Regions from separate parts of the Homo sapiens genome. Here all the other regions are linked to region 5. Evidence: chromatin loops called from intact Hi-C (ENCODE). Cell type or tissue: MCF 10A. All regions are shown on one strand.

Region 1 (5,000 bases), 340 kb before region 5:
TTGGTAGCATGTGTTGGAAAGGCTATTCTTTCCTCATTAAATTGCCTTAGCACCTTAAATGAAAATCAGTTGACTATATATGTGTTGGCCTATTCTTGGCTTCTATTCTGTGTAGGGTTTGCAGTTGTCATCTGCAAGAGGTCTAGGCTATAGGGGACTCATACTTTCATAACAGAACCAGATTCCTCAAATAGGTTTTTGACATGAAGTTTATGTTTTCCATTATGAAATTAATATATTGACTCCTAAATAAAATAAAGAGCAAAAAAGTAGAAAGTAGAGAGAAACATTCACTTATTATCTCACTCTCTGAAGCAAGCTGCTTTTAAGTTGAAAAATACATGTTCTTCCAATTTTTTTCTCTCTCTCTCTCTGAATATTTAGGGAACATAATCAGAGGCAGAATCGTCTGGTGGTTAAAAGTACAATCTGGAGTTAGACTGCTTGATTTTCAATCCCAGCTCTTCCACTCATCAGCTTTGTTATCTTAGGCAAGTAACTTAATATCACTTGGCTTTGTGTTCCTCATCTCTAAAGGAAAATCTACAACATATGCTTATTTGCGAGGCGGGGTAGGGGGCCATGGGGTTGAGTTAACCTATGTGAGTCAGTTAGTGTAGTGTCTAGAACAAAAGAAATGCTCCAAAATTCTTGGCTATCCTCATCAACACCTTCATTTCTTCCATCCATTTCTAAATACAGCCATTTTCTCAGGGCCAGGTAACTAGATTGAAGCAGAGTCCATGAAGAACTAACCATGCCTCACTGTGAGTATGCTTTCATTTTAACATGGTTATCGTCTTGCTTTATACATTTTTGCATACACTTAACAGATGAAGCTGACCCTCTAGAGGGCTAGTGTTCAGATACCAGCACTGAGTTCCACATCCAGTGAAGGCGTTGGGCCTCTTGGCAGCTGTTGGGTAGTAGGGCTGAATGCCAGTTAGCAGGATGTCCACCCAACCTGTGCAGTGTTGGGAAAGTGAATGCCAACCTTCAAAGACCAGGGGGCCTCTGCAGAACTGGCTTCCAATTGCTATCTGGCTTATCCCCTGCCACCAATATGCCAGCACTTTAGCAGTGGACTTATTTAGCTCTTCAAGCCTAGAATTTCTTCTTACAAACACAATATGCAATACAAAGATGACAGGAAAGTGTCAGTAGATTTTAATTATTATGTATTTAAAAATACCCATATATTGCAAACATAGAAAATTACCTATAGGTTATTCATGCCTGGATTCACCTTCTATTGTTTTCAAGGCATGGAAATATGTCCATTTCTAGATTTTACATGTAAAAATTTGTAGTATGAGAAAGGGCAGCAAAGGTGTGATACAGCTGTGGAACCAGCTCCATGGAACAGCTGTGCTCCAGTTGTTTAGATTCCCCCAACAGGAAGACGTACAAGGTGAAATTGTGGTTCATATCATCTTTGAATCTAAAGTCTCCTGTTGATCTCAGCTTTTTTTGAGAAGATATTGTCTTTTGTAGTGTAAATCTGCAGAAGAACCTATGTAGATGAGGAAAGATGACTATTCACATAAATCCTTGGAGATTTAATGGCTGTGCTAGATTTTCTCCATTTGCACTGCTAGATCCAGCCTACCCTTCTCTGGGCTGCTCTGTGGAAGCTGATTTACAAGGATCTCATCAGTGGATATTGGGCTTGGCCATTGGGAGGCAGCAGCAAGAGATCATAGAGTGGGAGGAGAGGAAGGCTTGGGTGTTAATTTCCCCTTTTCCCTCCCTGCTCTGCTGTTCCCTGAAGGGTTTGGATCCTCTGCAGCTGGCCTCACAGCTATAGCTCTCTCACTTAGGGCTCTGGTAGCAGCTCCCTGCTTGACCCTCCAGGGAGAGGAGAGTTGGCACCTTTCTGCTGTGGCTACTTGTGGGATGCTTAACTCTCCCTGTTGGTTCTCTCAGCCACCCCTGCAGATGGCTCCTTCATGAAGATCTCCCCATTTGGAACACAACATCTGTTTCCTGCTGGGACCCTGACTGACACAAGGGTCAAAATAAGCTCCTCCATGGGAAGCATTGAGAGAGGCAGAAAATAAAGAGAAGGAAGATAATACTATCCATTCATTGCAGTCGTCTATGTGCTAAACACTGTGTGAAGCATTTTGCATGTATTCAATAAATATTTACTCAATGCTTTATGTGGGTTAAACACTAATAAATAGACAGTTTCTCTGCTCTCAGAGAGATGACACATGCAATCCTCATAACGACCCTACTATTATTATCATGACTTCTAGCATAGGAAAGTTGAGTCTCAGAGAAGTTAAGTTACTTTCCCAAGGTCACCAGCAAGTAATTGCAGAACTGGAATTCGAGCCCTGGCTGTCTGACTCTAAAGCCCACACCCTCTTCTCTCCACTGTAACAACAGCTGCTCATGTACCCTCGCAAGTCGGCAGCTGGATGAATTCCAGGAGAGGAGCTGTTTTGTTCAGCTTGGTAATGACAGAAGTGTGGGGAAAGCCTGGAGTCATCCCAAGAGAAGGCTATGGGGCTGAACTGCTTAGGGACAACTCATCGAGGATGAGCTGGTGGAGGGCTGTGATTGATGGGTGCTGAGAGGCAAAGGTGCTGTTGGCCCCAGTAGGCTGAGGATGTAGGATTCAGATTCTTGTCCCTGGACCTTCCCAGTTCTGCCAGGAGCCAGCTGTTGACAGCAGGTAGAGATGCCTCTTTTGTCGAAGTTGAAGCATTTTCCTCTGCCCTGCCAGAGGCATCTGTGTGCCATGAAAGGACTGTGTCTTTTACAGGCAGGAACCTTCACGACGAGGTCACTCTTTTCTGCAGTTTCCTGAAGGATGTGCTAAGCTCCAAGAGGAAAAATAAACTGGCTGGCATATTGTTTGGGGCTTCAGGATTCAAACCTTGGGTCCCCTTCATTTTTGTGGCTTGTTCATTAAATCCTAAAGAGAACGACCTTGGAGTGAACGAACTTCCTGAAGGGACGTTCCTGACCAGCAGCAGGAATGGTCTGAACACCCACGGCCAGCTCTCCAGGGCTCTCTCAGAGCAGCCTGCTTGCAGCGCAGCCCGTGACTCACAGCCCACTGGGACTGCAGGCTGAAGCCGCTGAGAGCTGCCTGAGTCGCCTCAGTCTTGAGGCTGGTTGAACCAGGATGAAGTTGGGGAAAGTGGGAACCCTTTTCAGAAGAACCAGGCTTCATTGTTTCTGTGGTTTATTTACAGAATCCAATGGGCTCCTCATTAGCTCAAGTTTTCTTCCCCCTTTTCCTCCTTCCTTCCATCTCTTCCTCCCTCCATGCTTCCCTTCCTTTCTTTTCCCTTTCCCCATACCATCTCTCCATTTCCTCTTTCCATTTGTCCTGCTTTCTCTCCCTCCTGTCTTCCTTGTCTCCTTTCCTTCCTTAAATAGCCACCTCAGTCAGCTTCCGGCATGAGATTAAATGCTGGAGTCAATGCTTGATGGGACTTCTTCCTTTTAAGGGTACATCTTTCTAAGGTAACCATGTGAGTGTCCCCGACACGTCATCTGTCAGGCAGATCAACAGTCACCTCCTGACACAGAAAGGCCTTGGGCTTCAAAGATTCCAATGAGGAAATTATAGGCAATTTAAATGTGGGTGTCAAACTGGAAACTTTTCTTTTGAGGGATTCAAAGAAACACACTATTTATATTCATGCCCATTTTCTATTTGCGATGAGAAAGCAGGGTATAGTAAGGCCAAGTGTATCAGCAATTGAACAACAACAAAAAATCTCATTTTTCATGGAATCAAAATACAGGGTAATTTTGAACTCTCTTTGCCACTTGGCTTTGGACAAAGCAAAGTCCGGAATCGGGAAGCCCAGGTTAGGTGTCAGGTTGTCCAACTTGTTGTGTGGGCTTCTCTTCCATTCTATTATAGCTCTGTTCACCTTTCCGAGAGCCAATCAGTTCTCTTTCAACTTTTCCACTCCATCCCCCTGTGTGACCAACCATGCAGGATTTTCCATGACCCAGAGAATAGCAGTTGATGATAGAAGTGAGAGCTTATTGCCAGGAATTTTATTTGTACAGAAACCTCTAGAGAAGCCCTTCTCCATCCCCACCCTACCCCAGTATCTATCCCATTATGATTGGCCCAACATTCATATAACACAGTCCAAGAAAATGGGCGAGTCAGTCCCCCAAAGGCTTATAACTAGAAGTGAGGGAAGGTCTAGAGCTGATGTCCCTCTCCCACGCTGCCATCTGGTGTGGACTGTGGGGTGTCCATGAATGGAGCACCTGCAGAGTGTCAGGATGCCAGGACACTCACCCTGACATCACCTGGCATGCATACAGAGCTGGGCCCCCCGCAGTTGTGAGCTCATTCTCCAGGGTGGAAAGAGGTGGATTATTTGTGTGTTTTCTGTCCAAAGATGGCTGCTCTGGGCCTGACCTTCTTGGCTTAGGGGGAGGTGATGTCACCCAGCGCTTCCTGCAGCTGCTGTAGCATGAGGAGTCACCCTCCACCCCCAGACCCCAGAGAGGCGCTGCAGTTTAGAGCCAGTGCATGTGGGTTTCATGACCAAAATGTCACTGACTTGCGGCTGCAGGAAGAAAGCGGTATTCATCATAGCAAGTGAGTTGCCAGTGGTGGCCTGATGGATAGAAAACCCGAGCGACCTGAAGTGTGGCCACGTCCAGATCCCCCGCCCTCTGGGGTGTGGTTCCCGGGAGGCCAAGTCTCAGTCTCTTTTGTGTCTGCATAGATCCACTGATTTGTTCTTAGAAAAGGTTAAAAGCTCTGAATACAACCATTGTGTCAATTTTGAAGGGTTTTTGTTGTTGTTGTTTTAAAAATTATTTTCTTATGAGCAGTGACTAATCAAGGATCCTATATTCCAGGGCGTAGTTCTCCCAATTGGTTAACTATAGAATCTCAGTCTGCAGAACAGTGAATGTGTACTAAATAAACAAACAAACCCAAACAGAAATGTAATCAAATACATTTAACAAGTGCTGAAAAATGTAAAATATAGTCACGTGGCACA
Region 2 (5,000 bases), 320 kb before region 5:
TTCTGCTGGAGGGGGAGGCCACATGGAGAGAGAGGCTCTCCAGCTAACAGCCAGCACCATGGCCCAGGCGTGCGAGTGAGACCTTCTTAGATTCTCCAGCCCCAGCTTAGCTGCCTTGGCCAACACCATGTGCAACACAGATGAGCTGTTCCTGTTGAGCATTGCCCAAATTCCTAACCTTCAAGACGTTTATGCAATAAAATGGTTGCATTTTAAGCACGTTGGGGGTAGTTTGTTACACAGTAATTGATAACAGATACACACTGGTTTTAGTACCATGATACTGTAGAGTAACCAAGCTATATACTCTTCCTTCTAAAACTGGTCAGTTTATGTCTCTGTTTGCTAATTTTGTTCATATTATTAATATCCAAGGACCTAGGACAGACCAGATGAAAATGGAAACTGAGATACATTTAGGGAGGATGCTACTTTATTTTTGGATTATTCTCTTAACTCCATCCTAGCCCAAACCCTAGCCCTTGCCCTAAATCTAGCCATAGCCCTGACCACTACTCCTGCTGTGTCCTATCCAACCAAAGTCATTTTTCATGACTGGTTGAACTCAGGACAGACAGGCAAAAAAAACCAAACAAGATTATCTGGACGCTCATCTCTGGATGCTTTAGGGTATCTGGAATATGGGGTTGGAGGAAGGCCCAGGGTGAGGTAAGGGAGAGAGAAATGTCAGATTCACTACTTACTGTTAGCTGACTGTGTGTTCTCAGACAAGTTCATTACCACATTGAGCCCTGGATGCCTCATTTGGAAAATAAGCCAGTTGGAGTGTTCATTTTCAAGTTCATTTTAAAGTACAAGGTACAAGCTCTGGGAGATCTACCCCACCTTGTTCTAGAGCCTTGTGATTCTGAAAAGCTCCACCAAAGTTTTCAGACAAGTTCTTCCAGGCTAGTGGGGTACTATGGGTCTTGACAACTCCCTTGTGGCATCACCTTGAGAAAGGAAAGCATGTTCTAAGTTGATGAGGGACAGTTTTCAGGCAGGATTATTTGGAAAATGTTTATTCAGAAGAAATTGGAAGCTCCTCAAAAATGTAGATGGAAAAACTGCAGCCCAGCCCAGCCCAGCCTGGAGCACATCTATACATACTGAGCTGAAATATGCTCTTTCTCCCCTGCCAATCACACAGCCAAGTAGGAGGCCCCTTGTTTTCTTCCTCAAAGAGAAATTCCTGGACACAAGAACTGCTGCGTTATTTCAGAATGTCATCATTTCTCAGTTGTTTTGTCCTGGACTGTTTATCCAGTAATGGTGGGTTATTGCTGTCTCCCGTGGGGCCTGAAACAGCTTCCCGCTAAGGACCCCTGGGGCTGTTGCGAGGGACTGTCCTTGGCACATGCTGGGAAGGGAAATGAGGCCCTCAAAGGTCTTCCCTCCACAGCCCCTCTTTCTGTTTTATCCCGAGTTATGGCACACATTGTTACCTCTGCATAGGAGCTGGCAGCAGGAAAGTACCTCAAGCAATTATCCCAGCCAAACCCCTACTCACAAGCTGGGTGAGGCTGGAGCCATCAGAAAGCATCTTCTTTTAAAAAGAAGGCTTTGCAGCTTTTTGCGGGTGTTACCAAACCCAGTATGATTCTCATGCAATTATGGACATTTTTCTTTAGGTCTGATTCAAATCCACCTAGTTGCAAGGTAAGTCAGTGTCTATTGCCTCATGTTCAGGAATGATGGTGCAAAGTTGCCTCTCCTCCTCTTCCTGTGTTATCTACAGTGGCTACAAGAGACTCTTGGGTAGGAAGATGGGGGTCAGAAGTAGATTTCATTCTAGCTGATTTTATTTTTTTTATGTTTATTTTTGCCAGTGCTGTCCCATGTCTATGATCAATGTTACTTACACAGCTCTGGATTTGGGTGGGTCCTTTGAAAGAACAACTGGTGACTCAAATGGTTGTGGAGGCTTTCCCTGAGTGTACAGCTTAGCAGAGAGAGAGAGAGAGCTTCACAGATCCTGGTGTGTAGAGCAGGAGGTCACAGCTTTCTAGTAGCACTCAATGCTGTTTCCCAAACCACGTGTGCCCATCTGCAAATTTGGAAGATAAGCCCAATTCAGAGTTGAGGTAGATAGCAGTTGCACTCACGCTGCACCCCTACTGCCCACATCCTCTGGCAATATGACTCTATAGGAGATGTATGATAATGAGGCCTCTTTGCCAGTTACCAGCTTATTACTGCTCAGCTCCAAATCCACTGCTCGTGGCCTTGCTTGTCATATTGGAACATTTCTCCACTGCCAGCTGGCAGAGCATTGGAGGGACCCTGGGGGACCTTCTCCCTGGTTCTGATGTTCTGCTTTCGGCCTGCTCCCGAGGCGTGTAGTGGCCAGCAGTGCATGGACACCCACTGGTGCTTATCCCAGCTTGCCAGTGCAGGTGTGTGGTTCTCTGATCGGTAGCATCTCAGCAGGAGGGGAGGTTTCCCTCTTGTGCTTTGCTGCTCTGCTGCCTGCTGCCCCGTTCTGGCCAACAGCTTCCCTGCCATCCATGTGCTGCAGTCATGCCCTCTCCAAGGAGGTCTGAATCCCAGCCTAGGGGGCAGGGTCTCCCCTTCCAAGTTTGTTTCTTAGGTTCTTTCTCTCAGATCTGGGGTATTCTTTAGAGCTCTTTTTAAATTCCCTTTTCTTAGCTAATTTCCCATTAATAGTTCTTTGTAATCAACCTTTTCAGTTCACATTGCTGTGTGCTTTCTGTCTCCACATGGGCCCCTGACTGCTACACCCTTTTACCAAGGTCGTCTCATTTAATCCTAACAATATCCTTATGAGGTAGGTATTATCAGTAGCTTTATTTTACAGGTGAGTAAACTGAAGCTTAGGTGGCAGTCCTGAGCTGCCCATCCAAGTTCCTGACTTCAGAGAAAATGATGTGGAGACCAATATAGGTTCTTTCCCAGTTTCCCAAAGAAATTTCCAAAAATCCCTAAGCTAGTCACCTTCTTATTGGCTTCAGTTTCTTTATTTACAAAATTGGCATTTTTGTCCCCAGATAACTCCAAGGACCTTTGAGAAACCTTGGAGGAGAGCTGCAGATGGTATTTCTAAATCTGTTCATGAGACTGAGTGAAAAAAAACATTCTAAGCTGAGATACGAGGTCTTGCCAGGCTTATTGTGTCTTTCTTTGCTTTGCCCATTCCCGAGGGGTCTGAGCCTTCTGACTCTTCTCTGATGACCACCACATGTACCCAAATAGACATCCATGCCTTTGAAAGGGACTCTGGAATAAAAGCCTCAGGCTGTAATTTTGGAATCCTGTGTTTCCTGTCTTCTCTCCATCCAGACTCAAGTGACGTTGTAGGAGCTGCCGGATTGTCCTTTAATTAGGTGAGAGTTCCCTGGCTGCACCTCTGCCAGGGCAGGGTCTGCTGGATGGAGCTATCTCCAGCCCAGCTGGGGGAGTAGTAGTGTTTAGGACACATTGATGGTGCCTTGGGGCGAGTATGTTCCATGGCTTTTGGTTGGGAGAGAGCCCAAGCAAAAGAAAACCTGAAAAAGGCAAAGAATATTGGTTAAATCCATTCTTTTGATGATAAGAGATTGATTCTTTTCTCCCAAAAGAAATGGAGCTTCTTTTGGAAGAAACAAGAACAAGAGGTTTATTTTCTCTTGAGGGAGGCATTTGGAATTTCAGCATCTATGTTTTCTGCAGAGGAAGGGAAGTCCTTGAAATACTGTAGGGCTAAAGTCATGAAAATATTTTCACCATGCAGTGTGGAATTTGAAAATGTGCCGGGTTTGTCTTCTGATTGCACCGGAAGGAGCAGGCTTTCTCTCTTGCTGTGTGGTCTCTGGCAGCTGGGCTCCTGGGTGAGAAATAGGAGGCTGGTGCCTTAGGAGCCTCTGTGTGCCACACAGAGGCTTTCAGGGTGTTGACCTGGAGCAGACAAGAGGCTCAGCCTCAAATTCTTGCCCTGTCACATACTAATTGTGTGATTCCAGGCAAGTTATTTCATGTCTTTGGGTGCTGGCTTCCTCATGTATAACACGTGGCAATAATACCTGCCTTCAAAAGTTGTGAACATTAAGAGAGGTGACAGCTCGTGGGGTGGCACTTCGTGGCTATTCCACCAGCAATAGCAAAGAGTAAATAGCTTAGCTGAGGTGTGTCTTGAAGAATGGGGTCCAGTGTAGTGATTTGCCAGCAATGTTTCCCAATTAATAAAGAATGAAGGGTGGATGACTAATGAAACCATGTTATTTTCATCAACTTGGATGGAACTGGAGGTCATTAAGTGGAATAAGCCAGGTGCAAAAAGACCAACATCACATATTCTCACTAAAAAATCTGGTCACATGGAGGTTGAGAGTGGAAAGATAGAGAACAGATACTAGGAAGGGTGGGTGTGAGGGTTGGGGGAGGATGAAGAAAAGTGAGTTAAAGGGTGCAAACATACAGCTAGATAGAAGGAACAAATTAGATGTTTAATAACAGAGTAGGGTGACTACTATAGTTAAACAAAAATGTGTTGTACTTGGGAGATGGACACCCTAAATACCCTGACTTGATCACTGCACATTATAAACATGTAACAAAATTTCACATGTATCCCATACATTTGTATCAAAAAACTCTCAAAGAATAAAAATTCTAAAAATTAAAAAAAGACATGAAATGTTAGATTTAGCCATCAGCATGAAATGAAAAGCACAAACTTTATTCATATCACATTCAGTTCATATTCTGGCCCTACCGCTCATAATTCCTTATTAGATAGTAGCTACTATTTCTCCAAAACAAAACAAAACAAAACTTTTTACCACTATAGAAACACTAATTGTAAGAGATAGGCCAGATAATACTTAGATTTTCCGCTGCTCCGTCTACTGGGTACTATGTTGAGTGCTTGTTCATTTAACAAATGCATAAATATCTGTTAAACCTTCGCTACATTAATGTCTTACATAATTATTTTAATAATGATACTTTGCCTTTTTTAAAAAAAGTGCCTTTGAATCCTTACTATATGCCAAGCACTGTGT
Region 3 (5,000 bases), 220 kb before region 5:
TCTCTGACAGCTGTGTCAGACACCAAGTCAGCTGGTGCTATGCTAGGATGATGCATCTGTGAAAACTCACAGAGGGGGTTCCCAACCATACCTCTGGAGCCGTGGACACTCAGGATTGGTTGCTGTGTGGGGAGGACAAGGGAGTCTGACGTGGCTGGAGCAGGAAAGGGTTTATATGCAGGTGTGAGCTATCACTGACTTGCTGGCCTGTTTGTTCTCTGTGGCATGTGCATTTTGTCTTTCTTTCCCTTAATATTTTAAGTGATTTCTTGTGTATATTCTGTCCCTGAAACTGCCACAACACTAAGCTTATTTTTCCATATCTCACCTGTACTTCACATTACTAGGTATTAGAAAATAATAAAAATACAGGCACTGGTGTTTATTTACTCAGCTTGGTTACTGCCTTAATGCTTTTCGGGGCTTGTCCTTTATTTATTTGCATTTCCCTCCTGTCATTTTTTATGTCGTTGTTTTAGCATCTAGCAAACTATCCTGCACACTTGTAGGATATATACTAAGAAGAAAATGGTAAATATGCTCTTAATTGCTGTTTTCATATTTAAGTGCTATCCCTCCATCATTGCACTACAATGGTGTATCTGCAGACTATGGCTATGGTTATCACTAGTTACATGGACAGAGCAGAGATTTGTGGGCTAGAAGCCAATTTCCAACAATGTCCACACCTTCTCTGGGACTCCAGATTCCTGGAGTACAGACAGCAACTTTTGCTTCATTATATACAGCTTAAACCTCTCAGAGTGCTGTTTTATTTTGGTTTGGTTTTGATTTGGGAGGTTAGAGGAAGAGTCTAACTAAGATTATTATATTTTCTCAACCAACACGGTAAAATGCACTTTTTAAAAGTCAAAGACACATACTACTTTGTAAAAAGTGGGTTTCAATATTTGAAGTCATGAACTAAACTTTTAGGCATAAATGCAGGACTTTTTCATAGGCCTTGTTCAATTCTCAGATTATAATACAACATTTATTGAATGGCTCTTTTTATGCAAGGCAAGCAATTTATTTCTTATTATTTGATATCATTTCCTGAGGAGATGAGTTCTGTGCTTATAACCCAGATTGGGGGTTATCTTGCAGATGAGGTGCTGCAGATGCATGTAACCCAGATTGTAGGTTATCTCACAGACGAGATGTGAGTCATCTTGCAGATGAGATGCTGTGACACTAGGCAGGCATCTGATAGCAGACGGGAGTATCTACTCAGTGTAATGGGTCATTCTGTGCCTGGGAGTGAAAATTTGACATGTAGGGATAAGCTGTCAGTCCAGCAGGAAACCTGTTTTGAATTCTCTCTAGATTTTTAGAATTTTAAAATACGTTTTTCAGAGAAAGGTTAACCATGTTTATCCATTCTTATTTGCTCAACAAGTATTGACTGAACAATTTAATGTACAAAACAGGAATAGAGCAATGAATAAGATGGTCATTTTCTCCTGCTCTCATTGTTTACGTTCTAGTAGGAAAAACAGACATTCACAGAGATCTGAATACTTAATTATTGCATTCTAATTGCAATTGTCTTGAAGGTGAAACACTGAGTCGTATGAGAAAATATAATAGGAGACAGTGTATTCACAGAATTTCACAATTCTGAAAAAGTGACATTTAGACAGAAATAATGGTGAATGAAAAGAAATGAGCTAAGATGGTGGGGTGGGGATGGGGAGGAAGATTGTGATTCAGGCAAGGACATGACATGTGATAAGGTCCTGATGCATGCAGGTTTTAGGTTAAGGACCTAAAAGAAGGATAAAGTAGAGCTTAGTGGGTGCAAGGGAGAGTGGAATGAGATGAGGCTGATGAGGGCAGCTAGTCATGCGTTTTAACTTTTTTATTAGAACATCAGGAAACCAAAGACGTTTTTGAGCAGTGGCACAACACAATCAGATCTGTGTTTCAAGAAGAGGGGCTGGCTGCTGGTGGAAAGTGGGTTGAAAGGTGGTAAAGAATGAAGGGATAGCAGGAATGAAGCTACTTCAACAGTCTAAGCTAGAGATGAGGTGGTAGTTTCTTTGTGATTTAATGCTTTAAATGCCTACTGTATTTGGGGTGTTGGATCAGCACTAATTAGTACTAGCTAAGCTGTACATTTCCTGGCAGTTTCTCAGTGTTAAAGTGAGGGCACCCAGTCCTCCACACCAACTATGTATGTCTCAACTGGGTTTGTATTTAAGGATGGTATGTGTAATGCTATCTGTTTCCTTAGGGCTTAGAACCCTGTAAAATTGAAGGCAGCAGCTTCTATGAGCTCTGGCTTTTGTAAAAGGCAGTGAAAATTTGATTATTTAACAACCTTCTGGCTGCACCCATTCTTGCTCTTGTTATTTATTTATTTATTTTTGACAGTTAGCGTGCCATGCTTTGGAAATGCCATATCTGTTGTGCAATATCTGGGTGACTAATTGAGGCAGGGTTTCCCACACTAGGGGAAACACTCTCAGCTCATGGGGAACGTGCCAGCGTAAGGATCAAATGCATCCCAATCCTGTAGGTCAGGTGCCCTGTCTTCCTGATTGTGTGCCAGATGCTGCTGCTAATGATATGAGCTTCACAGTTCTGCTCCCAGAAGCTGCTGCTGAAGCGTCTGACTTGCGGCTCTCTAGATACGGAGGCCATCTCATAATGGGAAAGTCTTTTCACTTGGTCATTTATTACATTGCACCAGGTTTTCGCACCTTTTGGTAGTCTATAAGAAATGTTAAATAGTGGAAACTTTGGAGACAGACATATCTTGATTGTACTATGTGGAGCTCTGTAGCCTTGGGCATATTATTTAACCTCTGTGAACCTGATTTTCCTCACCTGTGAAAAGGAGATAATTATAACACTGGCCTTTTGAGATTCCCAAGGGAACTAAATGTGATGGTGTATATAAAGTGCCCTGCACACAATGTGGCTACCACACTGTAGGCATCTGATAACTATAAGTTTCCTTCCCTATATTAACCATGTAATAACTAGCTTGTCTGATGTCACACAAGGGGTCCAGAGTCTTTCTGCAGTATTGGGATAATCACCACATCTCCATATTTTGTAGCTGATTTGGTTGTTTCACTTGTCTATGCTGTTTCTCTTTTCTGAGGGCACAGATAACTAAATTTTCAGTAGAAGGATGAGGCAGGTAAGACTATAAGCTCTGAGTATACCTGACTATAACTTGTAGACAATTAGCAACATAATATATGCAGTCTGGTATTTGGTCTCGGACAAATGCATGAGATGATATGGTGTTGTTCTCAAATAGTTAAGAGAATGGATCCTTCATCTATGAATTTACTGAAACCTCATTTGAACCATTGATGATCACCTACTACATCTTTGGGTTAATAGGTCCATGAATGTCTTAACTACATTCAAAGAAGTGCTTTTCCATTGTGTTTCAACTTATCCTTTTGCTAACCTTAAATGGTGCTTCTCTGTTCTATTGTTTTTTTGAGTTGAGCAATAAATTGTTTTCACCTTAAACCCTTGTTTTCAGTTTAGGCAGCTGAGCCATAGTGAAAAAGCACTGGACCTGGGTTCAGAACATTGGTGCAGAGTCTCATTTCTGCCTCCTGCTTTTTGGATAGATGCCATTTCTTTGAGCCTCGGTTTTCTCATATGTGAAATGGTGATAATTCCACTCTGACCCCTTTCTGTTAGCTGTGAGGATCAAAGGGTATCATTGAAACTTTCATAACCTGTAAAGCACCATACAAAGGTTCTCCTCCAGTTCTACTGAATTAGAGTCTCTGGTGATGGGACCCAGACACCATTACTAAAAAAAAATTTAACAAAGTGATTCTTATGTGGAATAAAGTTTAAAATCCACTGCCCTATAAAAATACAGGATGACATCCCCATTGACAAATTACAGACATTATTTGTCTTAGATGGACTCAAATCATTTTGGTGATTTGATGAATCTGGTGTTCACTCCTGAATCTGGCTGTTCACTCGTTACCCCTTCAGTGATTACTTTCAGGCCTGCCATTGTCCTCGCCTGTATTATCTTTCCACAACCTGGTTCTCCAGCCACATCAGACTACCTGTAGTTGCCATTCACCGAAAGTCCCATTCACTTCCCTGCCTTTGTGATTCTGCTGAGTAATTTCTCGGGAGAATATTCTTACTGTAGTGCAGGGACCTGGCCTTCTTATAGCACTGATAGAGACATAGACATAGGCACATAGGAAGTGATCTTACGACCATTCAATTTATCTTCTGCTTTATAGAGGGAAACCTTGAGACCCAAAGAATGTCAGTGATTTTCCTGAGGTTACTCAGTTAACGGTAGAGTCAGTATTAGAATCCAGGTCTCCTGACTCTCAAGCCAGTGCTCTTTATACTATACATCCTTCTAAAAATACTAATTGAAGCCCGGCACGGTGGCTCACGCCTGTAATCCCAGCACTTTGGGAGGCCGAGGTAGGTGGATCACTTGAGGACAGGAGTTGGAGACCAGCTTGGCCAACATGGTGAAACCCCATCTCTACTAAAAATACGAAAATTAGCTGGGTGGGTGGTGCTCGCCTGTAATCCCAGCTACTTGGAGGCTGAGGCAGGAGAATTGCTTGAACCTGGGAGGTAGAGGTTGCAGTGAGCCGAGATCGGGCCACCACTCCAGCCCAGGTGACATAGCAAGACTCCGTCTCAAAAACATAAATAAAAAATAAAAATACTAATTGAGCACCTATTATACACTGGGCACTGTCGTGTAGTTGTGCTAATAAATAAATATGCAGGCAGTCTTATGTATCCCATGCAAAATTTAAGCAAGTGCTTGTAATTTAGCACTTGTAATTTTTAAAACGATCTTTTCTAGTATACTTAAACACATACTTAATCTTCAGATATTTTCAGGACAGTATACTTTCTCCTCTAGTGTGTCCTTCTACCACCCACAGCCCATGTGCATCTTCCTTGTACTCCACATCTTACCTGAGCTGCCTGAAGTCAGGGCTTCCCTCCAGAGATTGCGTTCACCCTCT
Region 4 (5,000 bases), 130 kb before region 5:
AGATCATGTTTAGCTAGCTTCCCCTGAAGAGACTTCTGAGCAAGTCAACATGTATCGGCCAGGGTCATTCAGCATTCTGGGCAATGGCACAGGCATTAATTCTGGGACAGATTAACTCAAAGATTATTGAAGAAACAAGACCTAGGTATAGAATCAGATTCTGTTGTTTCTATTTTGCTGTAAGAAAGCACTTGTATGTAGACTATGTCAGGATTACCTCAATTCTATCCACTGCTCACTTAGTTTAAGATTATTTTAAGTATCTTTAAAGAGTAGTGTACATGTAAAGAGTTTAGGTGAGAATCTGTGTACCTCATTAAAGTACTGGAATTTGGACACTAGTATCAAGTGGTTCTTTTGTAGCTCAATGAATGACATCATAAAAATGGAACATTCAAATGAGAATGTCCAAGGACCTGCTGACTTCACTGATGAATTCTACCAAATATTTAAAGAAGAACTCATATTTTCCAAAAAACCAAAGAGGAAGGAATACTTCCAAACTCTTTTTACAAGGCAAGCATTACCCTGATAACAAAACTAGACAAGGACACTGCAAGAAGAGAAAATTATAGTCCAGTATGCTTCAAGAACATAAATGCAAAAATCTTCAACAAAGTACCAGCAAACCAAATTCAATAGCACATTAGAAAGACCATTCACCGTGATTACATGGGATTTAACCCTAGGGTGCAAGGATGGCTCAACATATGCAAATCAATAAATGTTATACACCATATTAACAGAAGGGATAAAAACCATATGATCATCTCAATAGTTTCAGAAAAAGCATTTGACAAAATGCAACATTTTTTCCTGATTAAAAACTCTCAACAGATTCGGTATAGAAGAAATGTACCTCAACACAATGAAGCCCATATACTGCAAACCCATAGCTAACATCCAACTCAGTGGTGAAAAGTTCAGAGATTTTTCCTCTAATATCAGGTTCAAGACCAGGATGCCCACTCTCATCACTTCTATTTAACATAGTACTGGAATTTCTAGCCAGAGCAATTAGACAAAGGAAGGAAGTAAAAGGTATCCAAATTAAAAAGGAAAAAGTTCATTGTCTCTGTTTGCAGACATGATCTTATATTTAGAAAATCTAAAGATTTCAGCAAATATCTATTAGAACTAATAAGTGAATTCAGTAAAGTTGCAGAATACAAAAATCAATACACGAAAATCAGTAGCATTTCTATATACTTACAAAAAAATTACCTAAAAAGGAAATCAAGAAAATGATCCCATACGTAATAGCTATAAAAATATTTAGGATTACATTTAAAGAGGTGAAAGATTTGTACACTGAAAACTATAAAACATTGATGAAAAAAGTTGAAGACACAAATAAATAGAAAGATATTCTGTGTTCATGGATCCGAAGAATTGATATTGTCAAAACGTCCATACTACCCAAAGTGATCTACAGATTGAATGCAATCCCTATGAAATTGTGAATAACATTTTTCACATAAGTAGAAAAAAATCCTAAAATTCATATAGAACCACAAAAGACCCTGAATAGCCAAAGCAATCTTGAGCAAAAAGAACAAAGCTGTAGACATCACACTATCTGACTTCAAAATCTACTACAAAGCTATAGTAACTAAAACAGCATGGTGCTGTCATAAAAGCAGACACATAGACCAATAGAACAGAATAGAGATCCCAGAAATAAATCATGCATTCATGGTCAATTGATTTTTGACAAAGATGCCAAGAACACACAATGGGGAGAGAAGACTTTGCTAAGTTGTGCTCAGAAAACTGGATATTCACATGCAGAAGAATAAAATTAGACCCCCGTCTTACGTCAGACAAAAATCTACTCAAAATGGATTAAAAACTTAAACATAAGGCCTGAAAATGTAAAACTACTGGAAAAAAACATAGGAGGAAACCTTCATGACATTGGTCTGGGCAATTATTTTTTAGATATGAATTCAAAGCATAGGCAGCAAAAGCAAAACTAGACACATGACATTTTATCAAACGAAAAAGCTTCTGCACAGGAAAGGAAACAACAGAGTGAAGGAACAATCTACAGAATGGGAGAAAATATTTGCAAAGTATACATCTAATGAGGGGTAATATCCAAAATATATAAGGACCTCAACTCAATAGCAAGAACACAAATAACTTGATTCACAAGTGGACAAAGGACCTGAGTAGACATTTCTCGAAAGAAGACATACAAATGGCCATCAGACATATGGAAAGGTGCTCAACATCATTAATCATCAGAGAAATGCAAATTAAAAGCACAATAAGATATCATCTCAGACCTATTAGAATGGTTATTATCAAAAAGACAAAAAATAACAACTATTGGTGAGGATGTAGGGAAAAAGGAACTCTTGCACACCGTTATTGGGAATGTAAATTAGTATAGCCATAATGGAAAATAGTACAGAATTTCCTCAAAAAATTAAAAATGGGATTACCATATGATCCAGCAATCCCACAACTGGGTATATATCCAAAGGAAATGAAATAAGTATGTTGAAGAGATATCTGCATGCTCACGTTTATTGCAGCATTAGTCCCAATAGCCAAGCTGTGAAATCAACCTAAATGTCTAAATGCATCAGTGGATTAATGGATAAAGAAAATGTGGTATATATACACAAAGAAATACTATTCAGCCTGAAAAAAATAAGAATATCCTGCCATTTACATCAGTACAGATGGACGTGGAGGACATTATGTTAAGTGAAATAAGCCAGACATGGAAAGACAAATACCATATGATCTCACTTATACGTGGAATCTAAAAACTTTGAACTCATGGAAGTAGAGAGTACAGGGATGGTTACCAAGGTCTAGAGGATGGGGGCAGAGAGAAGATACTCGTGAAAGGGTGCAACATTTCACTTATGAGAATAAATTCAAGAGATCTGTTGTACAACATACACTGGAAAATTACTAAGAGAGTAGACTTTAAGTATTCTCAGCCCCTAAAAATGATAAGCATGTGAGGCAATGCATGTGATAATTAGCTTGATGTAGCCATTCCACAATGTATACATATTTCAAAATATGTTGTATACCATAAATATATTCAACTTTTATTTTTTAATTAAAAAATTTTAAAAATTGAGAATGTACTCATGGCTTTGGAACCATGTGAATAAGGTTTCTTTGTTAAGGGACTAATGAATATTTTTGTTTATGGGCCCAGATGGTTAGGTGGACTGAGGAATGCCATGAAAACGAAATACTTGAGGAGAACTGAGAGCACAAGGGAGATTGATGTGGCTGACCCATTGTTGTCCTTTGCTTTAGTCCAACCTAGAGATTTTCATTATTTATTTTTCACACTGAGAAAGACAACCTACAGTGATATTAGAGATGTAGCGATGGTGCAAAATTGCTGGAGAAAATAACCTGAAGACAACTGGAATATTACTTGCTTCTCACAGATATCAAATTCACATTTACCCACCAAGTAATTTCAGATCAGATGTCTTTTTTCTGCATTTCCTTTGCTTTTCTACAAGCCACAAAAGACAGCTGTCATCATGAGCTTCATCAAACCTGAAACAAGTCACTAAAAATTTGGCATCATTGACATCAACAGTAACTGGTAGGCTACTCAAGATGGAAAATACTTTCTTAAAATTTAACTTTATTTTGAGACATAAGGTAGTGGAATTCTTGAATTGTAAAATGCTAACAAACAGAATTTATTAAAAACCCAAGGTTAATTAAAACAACCCTAGTCATGAGCCATTTCTAAGTTTTACAGGGCTGTTTTGAATAGTTTAAAAGTAGAGACTGGTGCTAACTCAAAGTACTCGGTCCATTTGGATCCCTATGAACGTCCAAGACAACCACAAAAATGCTGAGAAGAGTCCACAGCTTTGCATTCAGAGCCTCCATGACTGTGCCCATTGTTTGTGAATGTGGGTGGAAACTAGAGCCCAAACCTCAGAGAATAAAACCTGCCTGATACAAAAAGTACCATGAGTAGATTCTGGAATGGCCGTGACCCAAACAAATTGGAGAGGATTGAGGAGACTCCAGGATACATATAAAGTTCAGGGATGGATGTTAGGTAGCTTTATTCGTTAGGGCTTGATGAATTGGCATCGTGTGGGTGGGGCAGGATGTAAAGTCTTCAGTTCAAATGAAATGAGGAATTTATCTGTGATCCTGCCATCAAGTAACTGCACATCATCTTGGCTCACTCTGAATCTCTCTGTGGTTCTGTTTCCTTACGGGTAAAATGCGGGGAAAGGGATTGTCACTGCCTCTCCCAGAATTAATGAGGTGATATTCACAAAGAGCATTGTACTCTTAGGAAAGAATGCTCTGTGGCAGGATATTATAGGGCAGTAACATCAAGCTTGTTTAAAACGTGTGCCTGCTGTTACCACGTGGGTGCTATGGCTCAGCAGTCTTGTATATCAAATATAAACCAATGCATATGGAACTGTTTAAGGATAACAGATGATGAGCTGAATAAATGAAATAGTTTATTTTATACTAAAGGTAGTTCATGCTTAAAAAATGCCTTGTGGCTGCTATTTCATCTTCAATACAGTAAAGACATACTTGAGCAATCCCATTTAGATAATCACTGGCCATTGATGGCAGAAATTAGAAATGCAGAAAAAGATTGGGTCAGTGAGTCTGTTTCCTGGGAGACAGCAGGGAGGAAGCAATTTCAGCAACGATGCTGGGATACTCATGCTGTGTGTTAAGCCACCTTCACAAACTTGCCTCCGTGACTGTGGCTGTGATACATGCCCAGACAGAACTCGGGATTGGCTACCCCTGGACTCACTCTTCACAGCTGCCTAGAATCTTTTATACCAGGACCACGTCAGAAACCTCTGGGATCCATAAGTAAATAGCAAGGCTCTGCACTCAAGAGTGGCACCTGCAGATTTTCCACTTTGCTTTTGCAAGTTATTCAGACACAGCATTTCCATTCATCAGGAAAATAAGCCAACTGCCTCCTAAAGAGCATCTTTTCCTATATTTAGGGG
Region 5 (5,000 bases):
TGCCTCAACTCTCATTCTGCATTTCTGATTATGACTTTCCTCTGCTCAGGCATACAGATTATCTCCATAAACACAAAGAAAAGTGCATCTCAACACCTTATCACACATTCAAAGTCCTGTGCAATTAGTCCCAACCCTCACTAGCCTTATATGCTGCTTTCCTTCTCCCTCTCATCCATCTCCACTCACTCTGTACAACAGCCATGCTAAACTTTCTCCAAATACACCCTTTCCTTGCATATCTGGGGACTTTTGAATCCCCTATTTCTATTCTTGAAATGCTTTTACTCCTCTTCTCCATGCAACAAACTCAATCAGGCCTCAAAATCAATGATAAATTTAACCTCCAATAAGAAGCTATATTTTCATTCATTAATTCCCTCAACAAATGGGATTTGCTAGGCAATGGTTAGACATGGTCCTTGCTTTCATGTGTTATATAAATAATAAACGATAAGTGGCACAATTGTGATGAATGTTTGTGTAGAAAAGTTTCAGGATGCTTTGAGAATCTGGAATAAGAAGATTTTCCAGGGTCAGGGAAGGCTCACCTGAAGAAGTAACACTTGATCTGACCACCAACTAACAATAGGGATAAACAGGAAAAGAGGGGAGGAAAGTGCCCTAGGTGGGACAAGGCTTTGTAGCAAGAGGGAGCATGTGTAGAATAGGGGCAGTAGGAAGAGCACTGTGTCTGGTGTGCAGTGAGTGAGAGCACAGGACATTTGAATTTAGAGTAGAAACCAAAGCAGGCAAGACCATGTGAGCATGTTAATGAGTTTGTCTTTAACCTGAGACTTACGAAACCATTAAACTGAAAGGTTAATGGATTCTCAGATTTGCATTTTGAAAAGATAACTGTGGTTGTTGTAGGAGAACAGAGTAGAGAGAGGTCAGATACAAGGCAGGGAGATCTGTGATGAGGTTATTGTAATAGTCTAACTGCACAGAAGTGGTTGTTTGGATTAGGAAGTAGAAGGAAAGAGGTGGATTTAAGTGACTTCAGGCAGTGAAATTGAAAGGATGGTGCGTGATGGATTGGCTATGTGGCGTAAGGGAGAGACAGGTGTCAGGGATGATACCTGGGATTCTAGCTTGTGCAACTGAATGCATGAAGTGTCATCCATTGAGCCAGGCAGGCCCTAGAAGAAAGGCTTAGGAGAGAGCTCCTGACTTCCCCAAGAAGTAGTGACCACTGTGGCCCTAGTGTCATACCATTATTACGCACTTTTCTTTGTGTATGGACATTTGCCAATGTTGAATTTGGGGTTGTTGGTATTGTCTGCCCTGCAATGGAAGAATCCCCTATTATGTGAGCCTTTATAGGAGACAGAACACAACTTCCCAGTACAGAAAACAGAATGGATGAGATGCAATTTCTGTTCAACCCTGACATAAAGGTCTCAGACAGGTGAACTGGGGTTTGGCAATTATTTGCTTCCATATTAGATTTCGAATTTGGAGCAAGTAGAGAAAAACTGAATTGATAATTGATTTCACTATAGCAGTGTTCAGTAGTGACCATAGAGGTGACTGACTAGCTGAGATGGCAGTGGTGTCTACCATAGGCCGTGGCAGTGGTGCCAGGGACAGCATTCTAATCAGGCTGTTTCTGCAGCGTAAACTTTGCTATTAATCCTGCTGCTTATCCTCCCTTAATGCCTACCCATTTTCTGAATCTGCTTCCATGACCTTCTGATTGAGGATAAATTGATGATGATGATGATCATGATGATGATGATGGTGGTGGTGGTGGTAGTGGTGATGGTGATGATGGTTAACAGAATGCTTCATATGAGTCAGGCCCTGCTCCAGTTAGTTCACATATATTCAATGCATTAATCCTTCTGCCCTCATCTGACGAATGAAAATCTGAAGCCCAGAGTGGTTGAATAATTGGTTTATAGGTCCTACAGCGAGTAACAGATAAAGACAGAATGGAGACCTCAAAGCCTGGCTCCAGAACCAGCCTTCTGATTAAGAATGGATTCTGTGGCTTGTAACCAAGAACCCTGGCTGGTACATTTGGTTCTGTGGTCTGTTTTCCCCTGGGAGCCCAGAATATGTTAGGGGTAAATATTGGGTATCATTTTGCCTCACACAATACACTTGTAGTTGACATTCCGAGTACTCAGGGTAGCAGCGGGAATGGTTCTCCCATGATTCATCTCCCCTCCTTCCCTGCAGGCACACATAGCCCTGCTACTTGCCTCTGCTCAACTGCTGCACGGGGTGGGATCGCGGCACCGCACTCTGGTAAACGCTTTCTCCGCTCCATGGTACTGTTAACCCAGGGTTGCAGGTGCCAAAGCAGGAATGAAAGCTCCCATTGTACAACACCCATGCAAGGGATCCATGTAGAGGTTTCTGTGGGGACAAGGGAATGCTGAAAGCCAGCTGACAACACAACAAGACAGAGTGAAACTGTGTAGTTTCGATTCCCCGGGAGTGGGGGAGTCCGTTTGTTCAGAGCAGCTGCAGCAGCTCAGAAACATGTAGTGTCCACATTCCATGTGCAGAACTCTCTGTGCACAGAGCCAGTAAAGCAGCAGCCCCTAAAGGTGATGCTGCCCTTCCCTGGGGACTTCCTGTTGCCCTTGAAGCCTTTCAGTGCTGAGTTTGAAAAAGGTCAACAAGGCTGAATTTGGGATGAGGGCCCTGACCGAGAAGCTCCTCAGAGGACAAAGGGACCGGGAGTCAGGGGTCTGGGGTTACTCTGTGGCTTCCAGGCTACTGATGTGGGACATCACATGGCACAGTCTCTCTGGAGCTTCCTTACCAGAGAGTCGGTGTGTAACTGCAAAGTTTCCCTGACATTCTTGGATAACTTGTGACCTAAAAGCCATTCAAACGGGGTTGGAAAGACAGATTGTTCCTGCCCTAACATCTTTGAGGATTGCAAGGTTCTCTAACTTGAGCCCAGAGACAAAAAGCAGTTCGGAACCGTCCTTGAAACTTTACTTCCTTTCCTAAGACTAAGACAGGATTTGAGAGAGCACAAATGCATCAGGGAATGCAGGCTTCCATTCCCATTCACCACCACCCTCACTCCTGTTCTTGAAGGAGGTGGCAGTCCTTACCATTCTAATGTATGTGGTGCTCTCTGCTGGCAGCTAAAATCTTTTTGTTCCCTGAAACAGGATGCCTCTGTAATCCTGAGTCACCAAACCACAGGGAGCAGCTGAGAGAGGATTTGGCTAACAGCCAGTGTCTGGGCCCTCCCACTCCCTAGAAGACCTCCTTCACCTGTTGTATGATCAACTACCCTTCCTATCAAAATGCAATTGCAATTAAAACCCCTACTTCTCCTCTTCCCTCTCTCAGTAGCTCTCTACTTGGGGTTGTCATACCCTCCCGACTGGGCCAAAGCTGCAGCTCTTCTTCTACGGGCAGGGCGCCTATCAGGAAAATGGGTCTTATGTTTCTCTCTTTTGTTTTGTTTTCATTTTGTTTTGTTTCTCCAAATGGTAGAGCCAAGGGCAACAGTGCCATGAGGCAGGGGTAGGGTCAAGGAATGCTTTGATGGAAAGGGGAGGGGGGCAGGTATAATGCCTCTCCTTCACAGCTTGCATCAGCAAACACCCCCACTTCATATATGTGTTAAAGCCAGGTGAAAACAGTATGTTTTCTATGAAAATGCAACTCTAAGACAGATCCCCCGGCCCCACTTTCTTGTCAGATCATTGCTAGTACCCAACTTCCTGATACAGAAATTCTTGGTGCTGCCACAGCCACATGGATCAGAGACCAAAACCAGCTTCAAAAGGTCACAATCTATACCATCACTCATTTTTCATGACTGATTTTGTTAATTCCTACCTATCGCAGGTTGCCCTCAGAATGGCTATTCTCCGTCAATGTCCATCACAATAATAAGAAATAATAAAAAAAGTAGCAGGAAACCATAGTTATCCTTCTTCAAGCCAAGAAGACACACATCAGAAATGCTGATAGTGGGTTATCAGAAGAAAATATATTTGCGGACTTATTTTTTAATTAAAATGTGAGAAAAGCAAGGTGCATAATTGTATTTGTAAAAAAAATGGCTGGGGGAGAGGTAAAGGAGTATGTGTAGGTGTGTGTGTGTATATATGTATATATCTTACATATGAGTAAACTATCTGGAAGGACTCACAAAATTAATAATGGCTAATATTTATTGGCACTTATTTTGTGACAGGTACCATTCTAAGCATTTTACAAATATTAATTCACTTAATTCTCATAAAAACTCCATGTGGGAGGTATTTTATTATCCCCATTTTTCAGGCCGGAGAACCAAGGCACAGAAAAATTAGGTATTCTGCCTGAAGTTACATGTCTGGGGAGCGCAGAGCCAGAATTAGACTTGAACAAGCTGTTGGCTGCCTCTAGGAAGGAGAACTGGTTGGCTCAAGAACAGGAGTGAGGAGAGAGACTTTTCCTTTTATATCTCTTTGTACCTTTTGAATTTTGAACCACAAATTTGTAATATATAGTCAGTGCATACATGAATATATATTTAAATTAATAAAATAACTTAGAAATATAAAATTAAAAATTAATATTAAAAAGCAAGGAAAACATACATGTTTTTTCTCTACCAAGTATGCTATCTAGAGAGTCGGTAGTAGTGCAGTGGTTAATGACTCAGAGGCAGACTGCTTGAGTTCAAATCCTGCCTCTGCCAATAAACTTGGACAAATTTATATTCTCTCTGTGCCTGTGTGGGTTATTTTAAGGATTAAATAAGTTAATAGGTGTAAAGTGCTTAAAAGAGTATTTGGCACATACTAGTGGCTAGATATATATTTGCTTTCATCATCTAAATTTAAAAACCAAAACTCATTCAACAGTCAATAAATATTGAGTGTTTATTGTATGCCAGACATCGTTTTAGGCTCTAGATATAAAGCAGTGAATAAAACCGAAAAAAAATTAAAGATCCTTGCCTTTATGGAGCTATTAAGTCCTCAGAGACTGAGAGAGAACATTACTTGGGGCAAGAAAATAAAACAGGC

Evidence for each region. Peaks named below come from ENCODE experiments on the same cell type or tissue, not always from the same donor. Only the 100,000 strongest peaks of a DNase experiment are listed, where the experiment ranks them.
Region 1: a loop joins it to region 5, with 5 times the contacts of the local background. A loop is called at or near these places in 4 of 110 quality-filtered maps.
Region 2: it touches region 5 in a loop (4-fold over the local background); 4 of 110 quality-filtered maps call a loop at or near these places.
Region 3: it touches region 5 in a loop (8-fold over the local background); 4 of 110 quality-filtered maps call a loop at or near these places.
Region 4: a loop joins it to region 5, with 11 times the contacts of the local background. A loop is called at or near these places in 11 of 110 quality-filtered maps.

What each region holds. Positions count from the first base shown.
Region 1 is chr15:39,509,566-39,514,565 of GRCh38, reverse strand. It overlaps LOC105370784 (a long non-coding RNA gene), which reads left to right. Exons shown (of 3, transcript XR_001751505.1): 2 at 385-767; 3 at 1,927-2,160. Among named protein-coding and RNA genes, the nearest start is that of THBS1, 69 kb to the left of the region's middle. In MCF 10A, no CTCF peak of the experiment used is centred here; a DNase peak (open chromatin) is centred at 3,055.
Region 2 is chr15:39,495,031-39,500,030 of GRCh38, reverse strand. No RefSeq gene overlaps it. Among named protein-coding and RNA genes, the nearest start is that of THBS1, 84 kb to the left of the region's middle. In MCF 10A, no CTCF peak of the experiment used is centred here; no DNase peak of the experiment used is centred here.
Region 3 is chr15:39,388,858-39,393,857 of GRCh38, reverse strand. The region is part of intron 1 of LOC105370777 (a long non-coding RNA gene); the gene reads left to right. Among named protein-coding and RNA genes, the nearest start is that of LINC02915, 140 kb to the right of the region's middle. In MCF 10A, no CTCF peak of the experiment used is centred here; a DNase peak (open chromatin) is centred at 2,477.
Region 4 is chr15:39,304,004-39,309,003 of GRCh38, reverse strand. The region is part of intron 1 of LOC105370777 (a long non-coding RNA gene); the gene reads left to right. Among named protein-coding and RNA genes, the nearest start is that of LINC02915, 56 kb to the right of the region's middle. In MCF 10A, no CTCF peak of the experiment used is centred here; no DNase peak of the experiment used is centred here.
Region 5 is chr15:39,170,346-39,175,345 of GRCh38, reverse strand. All of the region lies in intron 1 of LOC105370777 (a long non-coding RNA gene), which reads left to right. It overlaps LOC105370780 (a long non-coding RNA gene), which reads right to left and starts at 1,751. Exons shown (of 3, transcript XR_007064591.1): 1 at 1,667-1,751. RefSeq lists enhancers at 2,071-3,026, 3,027-3,982 and a silencer at 3,004-3,298. In MCF 10A, a CTCF peak has its summit at 3,111 (motif pointing left); a DNase peak (open chromatin) is centred at 3,135.